2 separate regions of the Mus musculus genome follow, and region 2 is linked to region 1. Evidence: chromatin loops called from intact Hi-C (ENCODE). Cell type or tissue: left cerebral cortex. All regions are shown on one strand. Links, peaks and the distances in the headings refer to the core of each region. The heading gives the core; the rest is flanking DNA. Region 1 has its middle 22 kb from the start of Poc1b. Region 2 has its middle 1.7 kb from the start of Gm40750.

Region 1 (2,926 bases), core at 192-2,691:
TTGATCAAGGGCACAACTCTGCTTTCCACGATCTTCTGTAGTCTGCCCTCCCTCCTCTCTAGTTTTCTTTCCACACTAGCGGTCTCCTTAGTGACGAGGTGGTTGCCAGTGACAGGTGCAACTGGGTGTGCCCCCTCACGTTGGAGGGGACAACATCCCTTCCCACAATCATATAACAAAAGCACTGAGCAGAACACGTGTGAAGAAATCCCCACGGTTCAGGAGATGTGTGTGGGTTGAATTAGGCATTATTAATTAATCTAGTCACAGAATGTAATTAAACTACCCAAGATCTTCCTAGACACTAAAGAAAAGGTGAAGACAGACAAATATATGACAGCTACTTCATAGGATAGAAATTGCATAGATGCCAAGCACATAAGGAAAACAAAACAAAACAACAACAACAACAAACGTGTACCAAAGTTTAGGAAGACCTGGTTAGAAGCAGCATTTTAGTGGAAGGCTTTAAATAGAGAGTGAATTGGAGCTAGGTAGAGGGAAAGTAGGTTATGTAGGAATTGAACAAGAGACAGTAGGGCCTGCCTGCTGGAGGCATTCTGGAGAGAATCCTAAGATATACACAGTATGCTTACATTGTGCAAACTTCAGTAATTGGTTTATTGCTCACAGGGTATTGGGGAGGTAGGAGAGAGAAAAGACTTAGGTCAAAGATTTTGCATACAGTATCAGTAGAACCCAACAGGAACCAGAAAATAAAGCATACTCAGACTGGCTAGTGGGAAGAGCATGACCCATGGGCTATTTACAAAGAAGGGCACAGCCAGGACTAAGGGACACAAGGCTGAAGACAGAACTTCCACCGCGAGGCTAGCTAGCCTCATCAGGAAGTCATTTCTGTGTCCAGGGAGCTGACACCAAGGAGCTGGGCATGGTAGAACATGCGGGTTTGCATGGGAGCAGCTGTGGGGTTGGGTAGAGGAGCACTGCCCACCTACCCCTAACAGCCCGGCTTGGAGGAGTTGAGAGAAACAGTATCTCAACGATGCATCTCGGGTGACTTTTACTGGTTAAAATCAAGCTAAGTGGTGGTGGCAAAGGAAGGTCATCAGCCTGGGGTCCAGAACAAAGCAGAAAGAAATGGAAATAGATCTCGAAGGACAAACAGAACACAAGAGGAGGGACCAACCTTTGGAGGGACAAATAAAACCACAGCACAGATCTTGTGAGCGGTAATGTAGCAGAGGTTTTGAGCCCCGCTGTCCTCTAGAGGGCGCTCCCGGACTTCACTCCTTCAGGAGGCGAACCTAGATTGCCATGGGCGCAAGGAAGGAGCTTTTGCCTAGGCAATGGAGTCTGGCGGAAAAGAATAAAGGGATTGGGGTCTGGGATAGAGATCTTCCCCCTTCGCACTTATATTCACCACACCGGGACTGATGTGCAGCAAACAAAGCCAGAACTAAGTATCTGCTGTTTGCTAAGTTCCTGATTTCCGCTAAGTCATTGAAGCAGGTAGAAAATAATTACATTACAGAGATGAAGCGAGCCTGCATTCAAACCGCGCGCGCGCATACGGTTGTGCCCTGTACTATCTCGCTCCCATGCTACTGGGTTAGTCATTCGGGCCAAAGATTTCCCTGTCTTCAAGGGCTTAATAAAGTCAGGGCTGTGTCTGTAGAAAATAGAAAATACATCTAACAAGAACAAAAAATGTACAAAGAGCCAAGAGAAGAGTACCCGGCAGATTGTTCATGTTGCAGGGGTGTGTGCTGTATTTCTTCTGACACATGGCCAGTCTTTGGCACTCTTACAGCAGGAGACAGAGCACGCAAATCTGGGGCTTATTCAAGCCCAAGGGAACCCGGAAGGCTAGCCACAAATATGTCAGCAATGGCCAAGGCTGTAGGAGCAAGAGAGGTTCTGGAAGGTTCACTTGGTCCAATTCAGTTTCTGACTTTGAGACCAAAGTTCTAATTCAAGAGTGTCAGAGAGTCTCTCACTGGGTGTTCTAACGGATGGATTGATAGTGGGTACCTGACCCATATGCTAAAAGAGACTCTCGGATTGCAAGGATGGACTTAAAGAATGCTGCGACAAATGACATCAGCCATTGACTGTGGATGAATAGGGGAGGAATCTGGTGCCAGACCAGCATTCTTTTACTTAAAATAGTCCCTCCACTGCAATAGCAGGGCAGGACTACAAGGTCCTGATAATAGCTACGGATTAAGGTAGCAGTTCCAGTTTGTTCCAGTTTTAGCACTGATCGACTGCGTCCTAGAAAATCCCTTAACTTTGGTGCCCATGAGCCAATGTCATAAGATTTTTCTCACTGATAATGGAAAAAAAAAAAGAAGTCCAATCAATAATGATCATTGTTTTTGCCTTGGACGGTTTCAGGATGTGAACATGCGTTTTATTCTGGCCTGTTCAGACTTCTCCGTATTCCCACAGTAACTGACCTCTACCCTCCTCTCGGCAGCTTTACCTGCTGACCTATGAAGTATTGGAAAGGAGCCCTCAAAGTGCCTAGCTGAAGAGCATTCCACACAGGGACAACTTACACAGCTGTGGGCACTGTTAGCACAGAAGTGACACGTGCCGAGGTATCGCTTAGGCCTAAGTCCTGACCTCTGGGGTGCCATGCTAGCTGTAACACTGCCTGCCCCATGGCAAGGCAAAGATGACAGAAGAGGAGGGCATCAGAATACCCAGCCTTGCTCTCCTCTGCTCTCTGGCCCCGTGCCAGGGTCTCCTGGCAGAGAATGAGCAAAAGCAAGTGCAACAGCGGCCCTAGTGGAGGTCAGCGTCCCAGGCCACAGAGCTCGACAGGACAATGCAGAGAACATGGCTAAGAATAACGATTTCAGGCTAAGCTGTCGTTCCTCAGCCGCCATTCTGGTCCCTCTTTTAGCTCCAGAAACACAGGTCCTAAATACAAGGCAAATGGCTTCATCATCTCCCA
Region 2 (2,926 bases), core at 315-2,814, 280 kb after region 1:
AAAGGCAACCGGGTTTTGGCATGTGAACTCTGTTCCCCTCAGATCAGTGGCTATCGGCATATCAGCATCTGCAGTTGGTTCGTGGAGTTCTGAGAAGCATTGACTTTTAATTCAGATCTTATGAAAGTCGCAGGAATGTATTTTAGGGGAAAAAAAATAGACAGGAAATGCCTAGTCACTGCAAAGCTGCCTGCGATCCCTAAAGAACAATGTACTTCTCTGCTTGCGCATGCTGGGTTTATGCTGTCAAATTACTGTGATATTATTTTGATAAATGAGTAAACCTGATTCAAGCTGATGCTCAGTCACAAAGAAGTTTTTTAATACTTAAACTATTAAAAAAAAAAGCCAGAACACCAGGTAACCATCTTTTCCATAGAGGAAATAAACAGATTTATGATTTAGTGAATGTGGTGGTGCACGCCTTTAATCCCAGCACCGGGGAGGCAGAGGCAGGCGAATTTCTGAGTTTGAGGCCAGCCTGGTCTACAGAGTAAGTTCCAGGACAGCCAGGGCTATACAGAGAAACCCTGTCTCAAAAAAAAAAAAACAACAAAAAACAAACAAACAAACAAAAAACAAAAAAAAAAACAAAAGAAAAAGAAAAAGAAAAAAATATTATCAAAAAAAACTTTTAGAAAACTCTATAAGCTTTCTGATGTCATTAAATTTGCACTGCCATTTTTTACAAATACATGTAATCAGTAGCACAATTATTATTAAATGTTATACAAATATGTATATTTATAATCTATAATTTATCTATCATGTATTATTTACCATCTATCTATCTATCTATCTATCTATCTATCTATCTATCTATCTATCATAATCTATCTATAGATAGATATAGATTTCTTCCTATATCTATAACTATTTATCTATAGATGGATGATAATCTATCTATCATCTATCATGTATCTATCATCTATCTATTTTCCAGCATCTATACATGGATGATCATTTATCTATACATGGATGATCATCTATCTACCTGTCTGTCCTCTATCTATCTATCTATCTATCTATCTATCTATCATCTATCTGTCTGTCTGTCTGTCTATCTATCTATCTATCTATCTATCATCTGTCTATCTATCTATCTATCTATCTATCTATCTATCTATCTTCATCATCATTGTCATCATCATCATCATAATCACCTATCTATAGATAGGTATAGATACATTCCTATATCTATATCTCTCTATAGGTGGATGATTATCTATCATCCATCATCCATCTATCTATCTATCTATCTATCTATCTATCTATCTATCTATCATCTATCTATCTATCTTCATCATCTATCATGTTTCTTATCAGCTAGTAGCACAAAATTCTCTGAGTCTTTCCTTTGTTCCCATGTTTATTTCATGTGGAGCTATCCCTTACAGAAAACCATTGGGAGTTCAATGGTGCTTCACAGAGGAACAACTTGGAAAGATATAGACCCATGCTGGCTTTCTTCCTGGCTAAGGACATGGAGGGAAGTGGAGTGTAAAACAGAATCTTTCTTGATTTATTTTTACTTGTGTTGCTTTGGAAGATACTCAAAACTTATGTCCTCCATAAAAGACAGAACTGAAAGCAGTACAGGATGCAGCTTAGGCAGAAACTACTAACAGGAACTATCATTTTCCTGAGTCCATCCCCAGCCCCTGGAGTGGGCTGTGAAACCCAACTCAAAGCACATCTTATAATGACATCTTTGTGTTACCAATGCAGGAAGGATGCACAGGCTACTTCTGGCCTGTCCATCTTTTCTTACATCTTTCCCCTGTTCAAATCACTATCATGCCTTCCCAGTGTTTCCATGGGACCTGAATCCTTGACATGTTCTGTGGCGCCCTCCTAGTTTTCTGTCTTACTCTCCTTTCTCAGTAGACGCAGGCAACTGTGTGCAGGCAAGTGCCAGCAGCTGCCCCATCAAATCTCTGTGCAATGACTAGTCTCTCTAGGGGACAGGTCTTGGCGCAAGTTGTTGCTTTTAAGACTTGAATGTCATCATGGAAGGTGGGCCTACCACCTTAAAGGCTGAAGAGAACAATTTGGCATCCTCATATGTCAGTCTGAGAAACCCAAGCTCACTAAAACTCCCTTAAACATTACAACCTAATTTTTTAAAAATAAATTGTGTTGGAAGACCTTAATTTTTATGGATGTAAAGGAAGCCACTTTCTAGCATTTAATATTTGAATTGAAGTAATGGTGCACCAGTATAAAGAAATAAAATAATTTTCTTTTATGACTTCCTTGTGGCTTCGAGTTCATTGACTAAATAAATGTTTATCAAGAACTTACCAAGGTCCAACATTATAGTTAGTTTTGATTCATTTTTTCTTGGAGTGTGAGATCCTATGATAGGCTCCTGGGAAATAGAAAATTGTAAATTATGTGTTAAGAAAGTCAGGGACAAGATGTCAAATTAAAGACAAGCAAGGAGAGTTCTCACTTTGAATAAACTGGAGGCAAATGATATTTAATAGGCTGAAGATAAGTCAAAGGGTAAACAGCCATTCAAAGGAGGAAAGGTGAGCCTTCCAGGAAGAGACAATTCCAAGAGGAGTGTGAAATACAATTGCAGAGCCTAGAGATACAGGGAACTGGGGGGTGGGGGGAAGACATGGGAGAGAAATGCAAGGGCAAATATAGGACTCGCTGGAGCCATAAGTCCTGCTAAAATATTTAGATCTTGTTCCTATTTTATAAGAGGATTCCAGGGATTATTTTTACAAGAATTATCTGACATAACAATACATACCCCCCTCATGTGTCTTTGGTTCTTAAATCTTAAAAATAAAAATACTTACACTGCATTGAGAATGCTTAGAATGAAGTTTTTCTGAGGAACGTATATAAAAATGCTCATGAATTTCAAGTGAGCCATTTTATCTTTTGGTTCATTGGAGGAAATGAAAGGAGA

The links. Hi-C counts contacts between places; a loop is a spot of excess contacts. Peaks named below come from ENCODE experiments on the same cell type or tissue, not always from the same donor. Only the 100,000 strongest peaks of a DNase experiment are listed, where the experiment ranks them.
Region 2: a loop joins it to region 1, with 3 times the contacts of the local background. A loop is called at or near these places in 2 of 42 quality-filtered maps.

What each region holds. Positions count from the first base shown.
Region 1 is chr10:99,083,414-99,086,339 of GRCm38, reverse strand. It overlaps the pseudogene Gm51755. Among named protein-coding and RNA genes, the nearest start is that of Poc1b, 22 kb to the left of the region's middle. In left cerebral cortex, for the core only: a CTCF peak has its summit at 1,235 (motif pointing right); a DNase peak (open chromatin) is centred at 1,239.
Region 2 is chr10:98,803,939-98,806,864 of GRCm38, reverse strand. No RefSeq gene overlaps it. Among named protein-coding and RNA genes, the nearest start is that of Gm40750, 1.7 kb to the left of the region's middle. In left cerebral cortex, for the core only: no CTCF peak of the experiment used is centred there; a DNase peak (open chromatin) is centred at 1,657; H3K27ac peaks cover 751 bases.